Linked DNA regions of Homo sapiens: regions 1 and 2 are each linked to region 3. Evidence: chromatin loops called from intact Hi-C (ENCODE). Cell type or tissue: heart right ventricle. All regions are shown on one strand. Links, peaks and the distances in the headings refer to the core of each region. The heading gives the core; the rest is flanking DNA.

Region 1 (3,958 bases), core at 69-2,568, 130 kb after region 3:
TTCCTTTCTTTCCCTCCCTCCCTCCCTCTATCCCTCTCTCCCTCCCTTCCTTTTCTTCCTTTCCTTTCCTTCTTTCCTTCCTTCCTTCCTTTCTTCCTTCCTTCCTCCTTCCCTTCCTTCCTTCTTTTCTTTCTCTCTTTCTTTCTTTCTCTCTCTTTCTTCTTTCTCTTTCTTTCTTTCTTTCTCTTTTTCTCCTTGTTTCCTTTCTCTCTTTCTTTCTTTCTCTCTTTCTCTTTCTTTCTTTCTCTCTTTCTTCCTCTCTTCCTTTCTTTCCCTCCCTCCATCCCTCTCTCCTTTCCCTTTCCTTTCCTTTCCTTCCTTTTTTTTCCATTCCTTCCTTCCTCCCTCCCTTCTCCCCTCCCTTCTCCCCTCTCTTTCTTCCTTTCTAGCAGCATTGTTTTCTCTCTCTTCTTATCTTTTTCTCTTCCTTCCTCACACTCCTCAAACTTCCCCTCCCCTCCTTTCCCTTCTTCTCTCCCTATTTTCTTTATCTCCTTCCTTCTGGCCACTCATCCTCTTTCTACTTATTTCTCTTCTAATCTCATTTTCTTCTTCTTCCTTTTTAGAGACAGGGTCTCTCTCTTCATCACCCAGGCTGGAGTGCAGTGGCATAAGAATAGCTCACTGTAACTTCAAACTCCTGGACTCAAGCCATCCTCCCACTTTAGCCTCCCAAGTAGGTAGGACCACAAGCACACATCACCACACCTGGTTAATTAAAGAAAAACTTTGGTAGTGATAGGGTCTTCCTGTGTTGTCCAGGCTGGTCTTGAAGTCCTGGCCTCAGATAATTCTCCTGCCTTGGCCTTGCAAACCTTGGCCACTACACTTGGCCTCTTTTCAAAGTACATGTCTCTGTTTCCTCTCGCCTGTCCTTCTCTTCCTCTTCTTCCTGTTTTTACTGTTTGTTCCTTTCTTTCTCTTTGCTTCTTTTCGTACATTTTCTTGTTCTTTTCCTCCCCTTATCCAAGCTTGGCAGCAAATAGCCTGAGGTTTGTCCAGTCAGAGGAGTGAGGCCCTTACTGCATCATCATCTGCAAAATACCTTCATGATTTGACCCTCATATTAGCTTTCTGATAAAAATATTTTTTCCCAAACAAGGAAATTAATACTCAGGAAAGCTAAGTGACAGGCCAAGCTCACACAACTACTAAGTAGAAGACCTGAGGTTGCATCTCAAATCTACCTGAAGTCGTTTCCCAAACAGAATTTGGAATTGTGGTATATGTGGCAAGAAAACCAACCTTGGCTCATTGACAATATTACAGGGTCAGATGTTCCCTTCCATTACAAAGAAAAATGTAGCAGTAAGCTTGTCAGTCCTTCTCTCCTGTCCCTAGGGCCTGACTTACTTAACAAATATTAAGTGACCAACATATGCAACCATGACCATGACATTTAGTGATGCTGAGGACACAGAACTAAGTGACTTTCTGTATGAAACTTGCATTCTCACAGGGGTGATAGTTAATAAGCAAGTAATGAAATAAATATAAAAATGTAATAGGTTATGGTGTAGGTGTCCATGGATGTGGAAATGTGTTATGTAGGTGATGAGACTGTTGATAGAGGACATTGAAAATTGTTGGGATTTTTGTCCTCATGTTTTTTTTTCTGTATTATTGCCATTTTCAAAAATATGTATACTGAAATCACAGCTTTTATATACACTAATAACAACTAGTTTAAAATATGCAATGGAAAAACCTATTCTTTGTAGAATAGTACCATGAAAAGTAGTTCCACTGGGTGCTCATAAAATCTTCATGAAGGCCTCTTCTACTATAATTTGGGCTTGAGCCTGCCTTTTGCCTGACTCCCTTTGTATGGGGTGCACCATTGCCAACAACATCTAAAATGTTCATTTCAAATGCTCCTTGAGCTAATTATGGTTACCCAGGGGCTTGAGGGCAATGGGTTCTAGCTGCCATCACACTCTGCCTCATTATGGAGGATTTCAGCCCACCCTTGTTCTCCCAAAGTGAGATTTCCTTCCTTCCTCTTCCATTCAGCCCAGTCCTCTCTGTCTGCCTGTGGCTGGGCTGTGCCACAAGCTCAGTTCCCTGTGTCATGGGTAATAGTCACCCAGGGAAACTTGCCATCTGGCAAAAATGCCACCTTTTAGTCACAAGAGCTTTCCTATGCCCAGTACTTCTGTTGACTGTTGGGAGAGGATAATTTTCTATGTTTCTTTATTGGAATAGAAAATAGCCTGAAGACAGTGAAGGAAGATCATGATGCTCCCTCTGTGACTTAGTCACACTTTACCCCATATGTAGAATGCTTCCACATGCAAATCTCTCCCCTCCTTCAAAGCCCACTCCAAATGGTACCTCCTCCATGGAGCCTTCTTGAGTAACATAATGCTCTACCCATCTTCTGAAGTTTCATAGAAAATCTCTTCGAGCCAAAGTGGCCTGGATACATAACCTGCTTCAACACACACCAGCTGTACAGCTTAAGCCTTCAGTGTTTGCTGCAGTGATATCACCTGTACCACAGCTTCTTCTGCAGTGTGACCTTTTCACTTCCCCATGATGAACTGGAGTCTAATTTCTAAGTTAATCCATGCTTGCCTTATAAGTACCTTAACCAAATAGACTGTAATGGAAGTGGGATTGCATGACTTCAGATACTGTTAGAAGAACCCAGCTGCCACCAGAAAGCTAAGGCACATAGAGAGGCCTCTACGTAGGTAGGTGGCTCTTACAGGCAGTCTCAGCTGAGCCCAGACATCAACTCACCTCAGGTTCCAGACCTGTACATAAAGAAATCTCTTTTTGATTTCAGCCTCTGGACATTTGAGACCTTCCCACTGCCCCAGGTATCTTTGAGCATAAACAAGCTACTTCTGTGATACCTTATTCTAATTCCTGGCCCACAGACTCCATGAACACGATCAAATGGTTTTATACCACTACGATTGGGTGGTCTTTTATGCAGCAATACAAAAAATCTAGAGCAGTGTTTCAGTTCTTAAATGAACAAAATGGTATGATACTGTCAACCCTAGTGTGTAGTTGAAAATTAAATGAAATAATATATGAAGCACCTGGCAGTGCTTGACATTTAGAAAGCATTTAATGAATATTTTTTTTCATTTCCTTCCAACTACAGTAGCTACCTGTCCACACATCTTACGTTTTACTAAAATTTTTGCTCTCCTGTGGCAGGAGTTGAATCATATTTAAGTTGTAAGCCCTGTGTTACCATTGTGTATATATTATATGCTCATAAAATATTTACTGAGTAAAAAGATGAATAAATAACTATAATGGGCACTGGATTGGGAGCCAGAAACTTTAGTTACTAGCTGTGCATTCTTGGTAAGTTTTTTTCTGTTTAATAATTATTTTTTCTTATGTTAAAATTGAAAAGGTTTAGGCTGAAAGGGGAGATATGGTGGCAGATTGAAGAAGACCTAGCAACTGTTTTTAAATTCTTAAAGAATTGTTATGGGGAAGAAGAATGGATTTCTCTGTTTGACTCTCAAGTAGTACAGTCAGGAACCTGTGTGGAATACACAGGCACAAGACAAATAATTATCTAGAGTCAGATTGTTCAAAGATGGAAGAAATGCTTTGTGAGCTAGTGAATGCCCTGCCCCTAGAGGTGTTTCTCTGGGAAACTTGAGTGTAACCCTCCTACTCTGCTGTAGAGGATATGCAAGCATTGGAGGAGGCAAATTCCATCCCCTATGTTCCTAATTCTACCACTGGACGCCTTCTTTCAGCTCCAAAAATCTTCAAATTTGCAACAGATCTTCTGACTCTAGTCTTTCCTGTCATTGCTACGTCAGTGGGTCTGGAGTGGAATGGATAGGAAGCTGGCAAGTACAGCAACCTGGGAATAGCCCAGCTTGTTTATTTCAGTGATGCAGGGGAGGGCAAAAGAAGTGAGGCATTGTGGGGAGGAGTATTGATCAGGAACTAAAATTTAAGTGCACTTCCAAAGATG
Region 2 (3,958 bases), core at 69-2,568, 140 kb after region 3:
TCAAGATTCAACTTGATCATTTAAACACAGACTCTAACAGAGTTTCTGACTCACACTAGGCACTAGAAAAATCTTATTTCTGAACTCTTTGCTGTTGCGTTTTCCCCCTTACCAGTCCCACAGTGCCTTGCAGAAAGTAGCCATTCAATGAAGTTACCTCCAATTTAATCCTATCCCTCTCCGCCCAGTCCCAGTTTAACTTCCTTTTCCACCTACAAAGACCCTGAGGGCCAGAAAGAGGGCAGCCTCTTCCCAAGGCCTCCTTGTCTTTTTCTGCTTGAGGAAATAGCTTGTGGTGTCTCCTTGGCTGTCTGTTTCTCCGCCTCTGGGGAATCTCCTCTCATGTAAATCCTGCAATTAGAGGCTCTCACCCCCACCACCAGAGCTACATCTGCCTCCCTAGATAGGCACCCACTTGATTAGGAAGAGATAATCACAGGGGCTGCTTCAGCCTACAGCTTGGTGAAGACAGGAAGAAATTCTGATTAAATTTGTGGTTTCAAGAGAAGGGCTCCCCCTCTCTCATCACATACCAGCTTCCTGTCTGCCTATACATTTGGACTCAAGGCGCAAAATTTTGATTCGTCATTTATTTTTTCAAAAACCATAGAAATTAGGCAATAAATAGGAATATACCTCTTTGGTAGATGAAGAATGTGAGCTGTGAGAGATGAAGCATTTGACTTAGGTCATAATGTTGATTGCCTAGCAGAGACTTTGGATTCGATCACTGATTAGTTTTATATCCTCCATAAGAGAAAGCAAGAGAAAGTAAGCAAAGCATTTTTTTCCCTTGAGATGATCTAATTTTGACTTCTGTATGGGTGTGTGTTTGTACTTATATATATTATTAATTCAAATTATATATTCAACTTAACTTTTAGAAACATTAGAAATATGTGCAGAATGTAAGAAATGCATAAAGTAGAGGAAAGCCTAAGGAAGAAGCCAAAGTCATTCATTATATCCAGAGATACTTCCTGGTTGATATATGACGTGTGTATGTGTCTATATAAAATGTCTACATAATCAGAATTATAATACACATGTGCACATATAGTTATTTTCTAACTACATTTTGTATTGTAAACATTTCCCCAGGTCATTAAATATTCTTCTAAAACACAATTTGGTTTGACTCCTTTAATGTTTTGATCTATATCCTGGATTGTCTCCTTTCTGTTCAATTCAAGGGAGAAAAAAGCAAATAAAAAAATAATGGATTAAGAGGAAGAAGCTCTGTGTTCTAGCCCTAGTTCTGCCACTTTCTCCCTTGAGTCTCTGTTTGTCCATCTGTGAAATGGGATAATAGTTATCCTTTTACCAGTCACACAATCTTATTTGCAGACTCAGGTAAAATCACAGCGATGGGTTTGCCCAGGAACGTGGGATTGCCTGGTGCTGTCTTTATTATGTTGCTGAGGATTCTTATTGCTTTTTTCATCAGCCCAAACACAAGAGCCTCCCAGGAGGTGGGTTTTTTCCTTTTTCTTGGCAGTGCTCACATGGGCAACACAGTTCATCGGAAGCACCTCTGCTCCAATCACCCTTCTGCATTGTCTGTCTTGATGAAAAATGACCTGTTATTATTTCTTACCTTTGGGTTTGGGAGGCCCCAAAGAAATCAGTAGCCACATAAAATCGCTGCTATTATTGTAACAGTATTTTCATTGATGGATTTAAGTGTGAGGTGTTTGCTATCGATTGTTAGCATCTGTCCTGGAGAGGCTGTGCTGCGGGGAGGCAGTGATAATGGTGGGAACGGGCACCTCCAGGAGCTGTGGCATGCTGAGTGGTTTTCCTGAAGCTGGGAAAAGTGTGTTTGCACTCCAGGGCGTCTTGCTTTGTAGGAGAAATGTACACCTACAAATGTGATTTCAAACATGTAACCCTTTAGAACAGATACTGCCTTCTTCCTGAATTTCTTTCTAATTTGAGAGATTTGACATTTTCATCCCCAATTTGATATTCGGCAGGCTCCTAATTCTTTATGTTTTAATATTTTTGGTCCTTTATAGGAATCAGCACTTAAAGGCAAAAAGTGAACAAATAATGAAGCTTCCGTTATGTCTTAAATGAGTCCTGTAATGTAATAAAATGCATTTTAATGTTTCCCCTTCCTTCCTTTCTTCCTGTCTTTTGTATTTTCTCTCTAGCTTCCATGTTTGAATTGTTTCTTCCCACTCTTTCTGCTTTCAGAAAATAAAAACAAAAACTTAGTGTCTACTGCATTGAAAACAAGGTGTTAAGCATTGTGAGAAATCAAATCTTGATGATGACATAATCTTTGCCTTCAGAGAAACCCACTAATGTACAATTTATGGACACAATTTATGAGAACAATATATGTTCTCATAAATTAAACAGCAGAACAAATTGGAAAGATGTCAGGGAAAGTAGTGAGTAACAGAGTGACAGAATCTTGATATGTTACAACTTAGAGAGACCCTAGAATATCATGAGATGACTCCATCATCACCTTTATGGAGAAACTCGAGCCCAGGGAAGTAAAGAGTTTAGTCCAAGGTCTCCTTATGACCTAACCTGTGCTTTTGATTTATATTCCTGATGGTTTTGCACCTGAAAGGCAGATTTAAACCTTGCTACTTACTGGCTATGAATGTACCTAACCTCTCTGAAGCTCAGTTTTTTAATCCAGAAAACAAGCCTTTGCAGGATGCTTGTGACAGTGGAATCATGTATGCAGTTCACCTGGCCTGGTAGTGTTTGGTACACACCATTTCATGCTACCCCTAAGCTGCATTCTCCTTTGGAGAGCCACAGGCACTAGCGTAAATCATATGCTTTCCATAAGCAAGCATACGCCCTCCCTCCTGTGAACCCAGACGGATGGAGATACACTTTGGGGATGTTGTCTGGGTATTTGTCTCAAATGCTAATGATAGCTCCCTTTGGCAGAAAAACAAACTCAGGCCAGTGGGGTTCTTAGAGTATTAGTCCTAGGAGCCAAAGAATCGATCCATCAACAGGACCTGCTGAGCAGGCACCTCATACGCAGAGCAGCTCAGGCACAGATGTCCGAAGCACTGCCCTCTCACAGGGAGCCCTGGAACCATAACTTCCAGAACTCCCTTCTCCAATCTAGAACTCGCCGCAGAGATTTCCAATACTCACCTCCTCCCCACTTCTAGTTCCCACCAGGTATAAATTTTAAAATCCTATACCTCAGAAAGAAAAAAAAAAAGCCAAATATTACACAAAACTGTGGAAGAAATCTAACTTTCTAGAACCCTGGAAAATGCTTTATTTTTACTTGTAAGAACTTTCTGTGCAAAGAGCTAACCACCCTGCCTATTCAGTTAAGGCTAATCACCTGCTTGTTAAATTATCTTAGGACAATGAGAGGAACATGTGGCAAGTCTCTCTGTGAAAAAACAAAAACAAAAAAAATTCCACTGATGAGTGGGTGAGGTTGTGCAACAGAAGCTGAGTCAGTGACACAGATCAAGATGCAGGAACCAGGAATTCAAGATGCAGGGAACCAGTCTATTCAAGAATAGACTGAGACACAGATGACAGCAGAGAGAACGAAGTCTAAAACTGAAACTGAAAGAGGAAAGAGGTGATGAGAAAGATGTTGAGACGAGGGTGTGGGGGAAAAGATACAAGTGGCACAGAAAGACGGTGAGAAAACACAGCCAGAGTATTAGATCACATAAGAGGAAAACATAATGAGAGGCGGAAGAACTAGCACAGACAACCAACACAGAGCCTGCAACCAGGGAAACCTGTGTTTCTTGCAGTTAGCAGCCAGCAGCCTGCAGTCAGCAGCAGGGGGCATCAGAACTCCACGGATAGTAAAAGATGCCAGGGAGCCAGTATAAGGAGAGAGGAAGTGAGAAAGAAATAAAGAGAGAAAGAAAAGGGATAAGAAACCTTCCTCTTAACTTTGAGATTAGAAGGAAGAGAGAGCCGCGCTATTCCTCGGGGTCCTGCA
Region 3 (8,055 bases), core at 3,436-5,935:
AACTAAAGTCCCAGGAGAGCTTGGGTAGAGCATTCAAATTCAGAGTTCTACCCAAATCATCTACTGCATCATGCAGCCTTTAACATTAACCATCAGGGAGTGGATTTGATCCTTGCTGGCAGAACAGACATACATCTTGCTGTTTCCTGCTTTCTCACTCCTGGCAGACAACACACACCAAACGCAGCCCTCTTTCCAACTGAACCTGGACCTTGCCTGGGTCCTTTTAATCACACTATTCCAAGCAGCCACTACCAGTGAATTGGGATTAGCCTTAAAATAAAACCTTTTTCCAATCTTAAGTCACATGATGCCTAAGGTCTATTTTAACTTTGTTAAATGATTTTATATTTAATTGTGATGGTTCTAGAAACTAGCTTTTATCCAACTAAAAGTCATCAGAAGCCTATGATATCGTGGGCATCCCTTTATTCATCATGTGAGCAAGATATGTTTTCTAGAGTTTTGTGCTCACAACCTGGTGGAGGTGATAGACAGACAAGTAACTGAACAGATGTCTAGTTTTTATGTATTTTAAAATATTTTAGAAGAACATAGGAGGCAGAAGGTAATGTCCATTAGGGATAAAGGTGGTGCTAGCAAAAGACAAATCTGGAATCCTTGTGGACAATATGTATTTTGAGTAGATTTCAAGGTGGAAGGAATGAAAAAGGCATTTTCAACATTAAAAACCACTTAAACAGAGGCATCAAGGCACAGAGAGAGTTGTGTGTGGGAGAATGTCAATTTCTTGAAGGTCGAGAGTAAGTTTCTGTTCTGGATGCCTTAGTGGATGAGCAGTTGCTTAATTGGAATGCTTTCCATGTATTGATTGATTGAAAAATAAAAAAGATCACTCACAAAAAAGTAACTATGGGAGATGACAGATATGGTAATTTGCCTCACACTAGTAACCAACTTACTTTCTATATGTATCCTATAACATTTTGTTGCAAACCTCAAGTAAACACAATAAAATTTAATTTTTTTAAACCCCAAGGAAAAAAGGAAATGATGCTTATCTTTAGGAAGCTTACAACTGAACAGGAAAGCGGAGAAATATTTGGATATCAGAAAATGTGGGTTCCAGTTCTGACCCTAACTGCAACTTTGAGAAGTCACTCTCCCAAAAGCCAAGTTTCAAAGGTTAGAAAATGGCTTTATCTTAAGTGCTGACCCTGATGAGTCTGGAGCAGTGTGCTGAAAATATGCCTCAAAGACACAAATGGCATTGCTATTTTCCTGCTAAATGAATTAGCAAAGTCTGCTATGGGAGGGGCTGGGAGAATGGCAATACCAGTGCCATATATTGTCATCCCCACACAAGTCCATTTCCAAGGTCCCTGTGAACTCTATGTTCCAATGATTCTTTCAATAACCCTATGCTATCTATATTGTAACCTCAAAAGACAGCAGGTGGAGGAAATAAGATAATTTATCCTATGTCCACAGGATACACACACTATTGGAAACAAGAAAGGAAAACTCCTGACTACTCTCTTTTATTTTCAGATAACATTTTGAAAAATTCTTGGGCTCAGCATCCTTGGTTCCTGGCCATCAGCCCTGGTAAAATCAGTCCCTTCTGGTCCATTACAAATTAAATAATCATAGCTCTATTCATCAGGAAAATATATGCAGAAAGGCTTCATACTCCATCAATTAGTATGAAGGCTTCGAGCCTTTCATTGACTAACTCTGAGCACTTCATGGTGACTATTTCGCTCGTACATCCACGGGAGTAGGCAGAGACTGCCTGCTATTGCCTGGCTCGGTGCTTCCGTGTAATGATTCTTCAAGTGCCTGCATTGGGAGTATACATCTGCCTGGCCACATTCCTGGCATATGCCTTGCCCAGGTCCTTTTAATCACACTATTCCAAGCAGCCACTACCAATGAAGTAGTACTGTGTCCGGAATTGGTGGGTTCTTGGTCTCACTGACTTCAAGAATGAAGCCACGGACCCTTGCGGTGACTGTTGCAGTTCTTAAAGGCGGCGTGTCCGGAGTTTGTTCCTTCTGATGTTCGGATGTGTTTGGAGTTTCTTCCTTCTGGTGGGGTTCGTAGTCTCGCTGGCTCAGGAGTGAAGCTGCGGACCTTCGCAGTGAGTGTTACAGCTCTTAAGGCTGTGCGTCTGGAGTTGTTCCTTCCTCCCGGTGGGTTAGTGGTCTCGCTGGCTTCAGGAGTGAAGCTGCAGACCTTGCGGTGAGTGTTACAGCTCATAAAGGCAGTGTGGACCCAAAGAGTGAGCAGCAGCAAGATTTATTGCAAAGAGCAAAAGAACAAAGCTTCTACAGCGTGGAAGGCGACCTGAGCCGGTTACCACTGCTGGCTAGGGCAGCCTGCTTTTATTCTCTTATCTGGCCCCACCCACATCCTGCTGTTTAGTAGAGCCCAGTGGTCTGTTTTGACAGGGCACTGATTGGTGCATTTACAATCCCTGAGCTAGACACAAAGGTTCTCCACCTCCTCACCAGATTAGCTAGATGCAGAGTGTGGAAACAAAGGTTCTCCAAGTCCCCATCAGAGTAGCTAGATACAGAGTGTGGATTGGTGCATTCACAAACCCTGAGCTAGACACAGGGTGCTGATTGGTGTGTTTACAAACCTTGAGCTAGATACAGAGTGCCGATTGGTTTATTTACACTCCCTTAGCTAGACGTAAAGGTTCTCTACGTCCCCACCAATCTCAGAAGCCCAGCTGGCTTCACCCAGTGGATCCCGCACCGGGGCTGCAGGTGGAGCTGTCTGCCAGTCCCGCGACTTGCGCCCGCACTCCTCAGCCCTTGGGTGGTCGATGGGAGTGGGCGCCTTGGAGCAGGGGGTGGCGCTCGTCAGGGAGGCTTGGGCCGCACAGGAGCCCACGGAGGGGCGGGGGGGAGGAGGCTCAGACATGGCCGGCTGCAGGTCCGGAGCCCTGCCCCGCGGGAAGGTGGCTAAGGCCTGGCGAGAAATTGAGCACAGCAGCTGCTGGCCCAGGTGCTAAGCCCCTCACTGCCCGGGCCGGCGGGGCCGGCCGGCCGCTCCGAGTGCGGGGTACGCCGAGCCCACGCCTACCCGGAATTCACGCTGGCCCGCAAGCACCGCGCCCAGCCCCGGTTCCCGCCCGCGCCTCTCCCTCCACATCTCCTCGCAAGCTGAGGGAGCCGGCTCCAGCCTTGGCCAGCCCAGAAAAGGGCTTCCACAGTGCAGCGGCGGGCCGAAGGGCTCCTCAAGTGCCGCCAAAGTGGGAGCCCAGGCAGAGGAGGCGCCGAGAGCGAGCAAGGGCTGTGAGGACTGCCAGCACTCTGTCACCTCTCAGTACTAGGTACTAAATCTGTTAATATTTGTAGAAGAGAGAGTGTTCATAGGACATTGTACCGAACAACTTGTTAAGCAGATATAACATGCCTGACCCACTGCGAGGCATAGGAAGAGGTCTCCAGAAACACAAGGTGGACTTTCTTCCTTTCTGTGCTGTCTGTGAAAATAAGCAGTTGGGCTGGACTGTGTCTATCAGTGAAATACAATATGAGGAACAGAAGTGTTCCGCTTGGGTTTCCGGTTATAGGAGCATGGTGATTTTTCAGGTGATACTCATTTAGATTACAACTTGATAGCGGCTTCTTCTGAAACCAGGTGAAGAATTCGTGGCTAATATTGCCACAATTTGTTGTTTACTGTTCCTATCTGCTTTGTAACACCTGCACTATGCTGTCCTTCTTGCATCTCAAACAACATCCTCTCCTTTATCTAGAGCCAGATTTGTTTGGCTGTTAATGTGATTTGCCTCTAAGAAACATTCTCTGAAAAGTCCAGAACAGCCTATGTTTAACCTTAGTAGCCTTTGATACGTCTTTTTGCAGCATGCTTATGTCAGGACATAAAAAGTCTGAATGTGAATTACGAATGGAGTTGTGTGCCATTTGTCGTTCACAACTGCTCTGTGGTCAATTTGTTTTCTTATTGACTTTTTTTTCTGTTCTCATCTGTTATTTTCCAGATATTTATTGGGTACCTAATACTGTGTATTATTACCTTGGAATAAGTGGAAAAAGAATATAACTATAGTGCATCTTGTCTCTTAAAGCAGAGTCAAAATTCCTCTAGTAAAAGTCAGTTTTGTTTAGGCTTACCTCGTCATCTACCTGAATGGACCTTAGTGATTTGTTTAATTCAATCCTCTCTTTATATAGTTGAGAAAACTAAGGCTCCTAGAGGAAAAAGTGACTGACTCAAGGGTACGCAGCTCCCATGGGTGTAACCTAATTCTGATTCCTACTCCAGGGTTTCTTACCTATATGCTGCACAGTGCCCAACACTGTGCAGAAAAGAGGAAGGAAGAGGTCATCAGGGCAAGTTAAGCAGGGTAGCTAAGAAATTAGTGAGTCATTTATTTGCTGTATTTTCTCCATTCAATATATACTTTTTAAAGACTCGTTACTATTTGTGAGGTGTGAAAAAAACAGTCTCTGCCATCTGCCAGTTCACTTCCTGGTAGGGGAGAGAAATCCACACACATTTAATTTGCATACAGTTTAGAATTTTGGTAAGTGCTACGATCACAATAAATAAAATGAAACGTGTTTGAAGGTCAGAGATTAATTGTGTTTGGTCCTATGAGCAAGTTTCTTACATTTTAGAACTTAGAGTACACGAGGGAAGAGGCATTCCATGAAAAGGGGCTAGCGGAGGAACATAAGTGTAAAAGGCCTCCAAATATAGTTTGCAGCATATACCAGCAGCAAAGACAGGAAAGTACCCCACTTAGGATCTGCTGGAGGTTAATCCTGATCTTACGCCACTTCCCATTTAAGGTTTCATTGGTTTTCACGTAAGTGTGCATGGATGCAGTGTTAGCTCTGGCCACATGATGGCGGTGCAGGGCCACAAAAGGGTCGCAAAGCCTCTGAACTAATTTTGAAGGTTGTGTTTGTAAAAAATGCCGGGAAGGAAGAAGGGTGCCCCAGACCAGGGGTCAGAGCGGCTTGGAGGGGCTTCTGGGAGAAGACAGCAGCCCTCAGATCTGGAGAGGCGGGTGCCATTATTCTGAACCTCTGGTCTGTTCAGAAACTCCGGAAATAATTTAGATGTTACATAACCTGTAGCCAGTGAAGAAAGCAGCCCTTTTGAATAGTACCCATTTAAAAAAATAAGAAGGCTTATAATACCCCACCTCCCAGTTTCCCTGAATGCTTTCCTTCTCTGTCAGGGTTGTGCCTGTGGTGCCTTGTTGCCACTTTGGTTGAGTAAAATGAGAGGTAGTTATCCAATGTGTTGGGAAAAGGAATAAATTGTTTCTTAATTACAGTACCCCTCAGACAGTATACGGAGAGGGAAAGGACACTAGTCCAAAACCCTTTGATCTGGGCTTGCCTTGCTCAGGCCACTTGCTTGGTTTTTCTCATCTCTTGAGTATATGGCGTGGGGGGTGGTTTTGTGTGTGTGTGTGTGTGTGTAATGGTGTGTGGTTGTGCGATTGCACCTATGTGTAGTGGAGGGAATAGAGATACATGTGGTGGTGCTGGCACAGGCCATAGCTAAGGGCATTTTTGGCTCTGTGTAGAGTCTGGGATAGAGAAAGAGGAAGAGAGTGAGAGAGAGAGAGAGAGAGAGACAGAGACAGAGAAAGAGGGAATGAATTCCCAGAAGATTCCTGGGGTTAAGGAAATGATTTGATTAAAATCTCTGGCAAAGAGTGAGTTTTGAAATCGATTATTTAACCCATGTTCTTCCCTGACTTCTCACTTTTCAGTCCACCCCTGCATGCTGTCTGTGCCTGTCTTGTTCTTTCTGTCTTGGCAGCCACTCCTGTCTCCTCTCTTTCAATCTCTATTACCCTCAGTTTCCATCCTCTTTTCTGTTGCTTTCAAATAAAAGCTTTGTGGGAGAGAAAGAGGGCCTAGGGTCAGACTATACAGTGCCCCCAAGAAAAGGAAGAAAAGAATGATGGAAGAATCCCTGCTGTCTGTGTGGCTGGGGGTGGTGGGGGAAGCAATGTTGGAAGAGAGGGATGATAAATAGATAAGCCCCCACGTTGAGGAGGCTGCTGTCCAGGAGAAATCCTGCTTCAGAAGAGGAGGAAACAAATAAAGACAAATGTCCAGGAGCTGGAAATGGGTGGAGTTGATGAGATGGGGTGTTTGTTTGCGTGTGGAAATTGTAGCTTCTCTCTCTTTTCATTCTACAAAGACAGAACTTCTCAATTTTTAAGTCACAATACATTTCCAGAAATCATTTATTTCTAAACATTACCAGTCAAATCCCCCATTCCTTTCTGCTTTTAGAATTTGAGTGAGATTGATTTGTGTTTTTAATTTTAAAGGGCAGAAAAACAGGCTGTTCAAGTGTTCCGCTGGCATGGGAATTCCGGGCATGGTCTTTGTCCTCCTCCCTTCATTCTTTCCCACTCCCTCTTTTCTGCCCCCTCATCCACACCAGGGAGGGTCCCCAGGATGCCAAGATAATAATTTTGATTTGGTTTTATTTTTATATTTATAATGCAACGTAAATTTTTTTCCAGAATTGATATTTGTAAAGACCATTTTCAAATATACACAAGTCAGAGAGGCAGCGTGGGTGGGATTTGAGAAAGAATGTGTTGTTTTTCTCTGTTATCATTATTATTTACTAACCTTTTATTCAAGCACTGTAATGGAAGATCGACAAAACAACTCTCATCCCATAATCAATTATAGCTGGAAGACAATAAATAGCTATTCAACGTTTCTTTCATGTTCTGGAAAAAATGGATATATTGACTGCCTTTAAAGTTGGGGCCCTTCCATAGACGCTGGGTGGGCTGTTGTAATTGGCTCTTCTAATCCCATAATCTTTATGAGCTTGGCATAGATGAACATAACAAAAATCATGATAAAAACAATAATTTACTTTGGTGTTAGCTGTTAGAGTTTGTAAAACAATGGCATAGGCATTATGAAATTGAATTATTTCAACTGCCCTGTGAGATAGTAATTATTTTCCCCATTTTGTCAATGAGGCAACTGTGATTCAGCCAGACTGAACTTGGGCCAGCATTCCCCTCACTACATCCAAGCAGCAGCAGCCTAACGCATCCTCTTTCTGCAGATGTACAGACCAAGTCTAAATGAGGTGGCACACATTCAACGAGGGTAAGGTAGGATGGGTACAAAATGCCCACAGATGCCCCAGGAAGCAGACCAAGAGCAGGGAAGTCATTTGGAAACAGACCTTCTTTCAAGTTCTGACTTCACTCTTACTAGATCAAAAGCTGTGGACATAAGACATGACTTTTTCAAACTTTAGTTTTTTCAACTATACAATGAGGATAAATGTGCCTGCCTTTTGAGAAGATTAAATGAGATGAAATTAAATGAAATGAAATGATGTAAAGTGTTTAGTATGGATTCCACACATGCTGGTTGTTATTATGCCACATACCGTCTACATGAACCATCCATTCCGAGACCTCTTATTTTATTTTTTTATTTTTTTATTTCTTTTTTGAGACGGAGTCTCACTTTGCCTTGTCACCCAGACTGGAGTGCAGTGGTGCAATCTCGGTTCACTGCACCCTCCACCTCCCCAGGTTCAAGCGATTCTCCTGCCTCGGCCTCCTGAGTAGCTGGGATTACAGGCACATGCCACCATGCCTGGCTAATTTTTGTATTTTCTAGTAGAGATGGGGTTTTGTCATGTTGGCCAGACTGGTCTCAAATTCCTGACCTCGGTGATCCACCCACCTTGGCCTTGCAAAGTGCTGAGATTACAGGCATGAGACACCATGCCCAGCCTCCTAGACCTTCTTTCAACCAATATCAGACACAAGGGAGAGAGAAACTGTATTATTTATCTATTGCTGCATAACAAATTATCTCAAAATGTAGCAACTTAAAACCATGATAAACTCTGCCACCTTTCATAGTTATGTGAATCAGAATTTAAGGAGAGGCTTATGGGTGATCATGGCTCAGCATCTCTCAGGAGGTGGTAGCCAAAATGTTGGCCTGGGCCATAGTCATCTAAGGGCTCACCTGTGGTTGGGGTATCTGTCTCCCAGGTGGCTCAACTGTCAGGTCCATGATGACTGCTGTG

Evidence for each region. A loop is a pair of places that touch in the nucleus more often than their neighbours do. Peaks named below come from ENCODE experiments on the same cell type or tissue, not always from the same donor. Only the 100,000 strongest peaks of a DNase experiment are listed, where the experiment ranks them.
Region 1: a loop joins it to region 3, with 2.7 times the contacts of the local background. A loop is called at or near these places in 50 of 110 quality-filtered maps.
Region 2: a loop joins it to region 3, with 10 times the contacts of the local background. A loop is called at or near these places in 50 of 110 quality-filtered maps.

Annotation. Positions count from the first base shown.
Region 1 is chr9:117,773,684-117,777,641 of GRCh38, forward strand. The region is part of intron 2 of LOC105376244 (a long non-coding RNA gene); the gene reads left to right. Among named protein-coding and RNA genes, the nearest start is that of TLR4, 71 kb to the left of the region's middle. In heart right ventricle, for the core only: no CTCF peak of the experiment used is centred there; no DNase peak of the experiment used is centred there.
Region 2 is chr9:117,779,563-117,783,520 of GRCh38, forward strand. All of the region lies in intron 2 of LOC105376244 (a long non-coding RNA gene), which reads left to right. Among named protein-coding and RNA genes, the nearest start is that of TLR4, 77 kb to the left of the region's middle. In heart right ventricle, for the core only: no CTCF peak of the experiment used is centred there; no DNase peak of the experiment used is centred there; H3K27ac peaks cover 445 bases.
Region 3 is chr9:117,639,992-117,648,046 of GRCh38, forward strand. No RefSeq gene overlaps it. Among named protein-coding and RNA genes, the nearest start is that of TLR4, 60 kb to the right of the region's middle. In heart right ventricle, for the core only: a CTCF peak has its summit at 4,847 (motif pointing right); a DNase peak (open chromatin) is centred at 4,870; H3K4me3 peaks cover 942 bases; H3K27ac peaks cover 1,231 bases; H3K27me3 peaks cover 333 bases.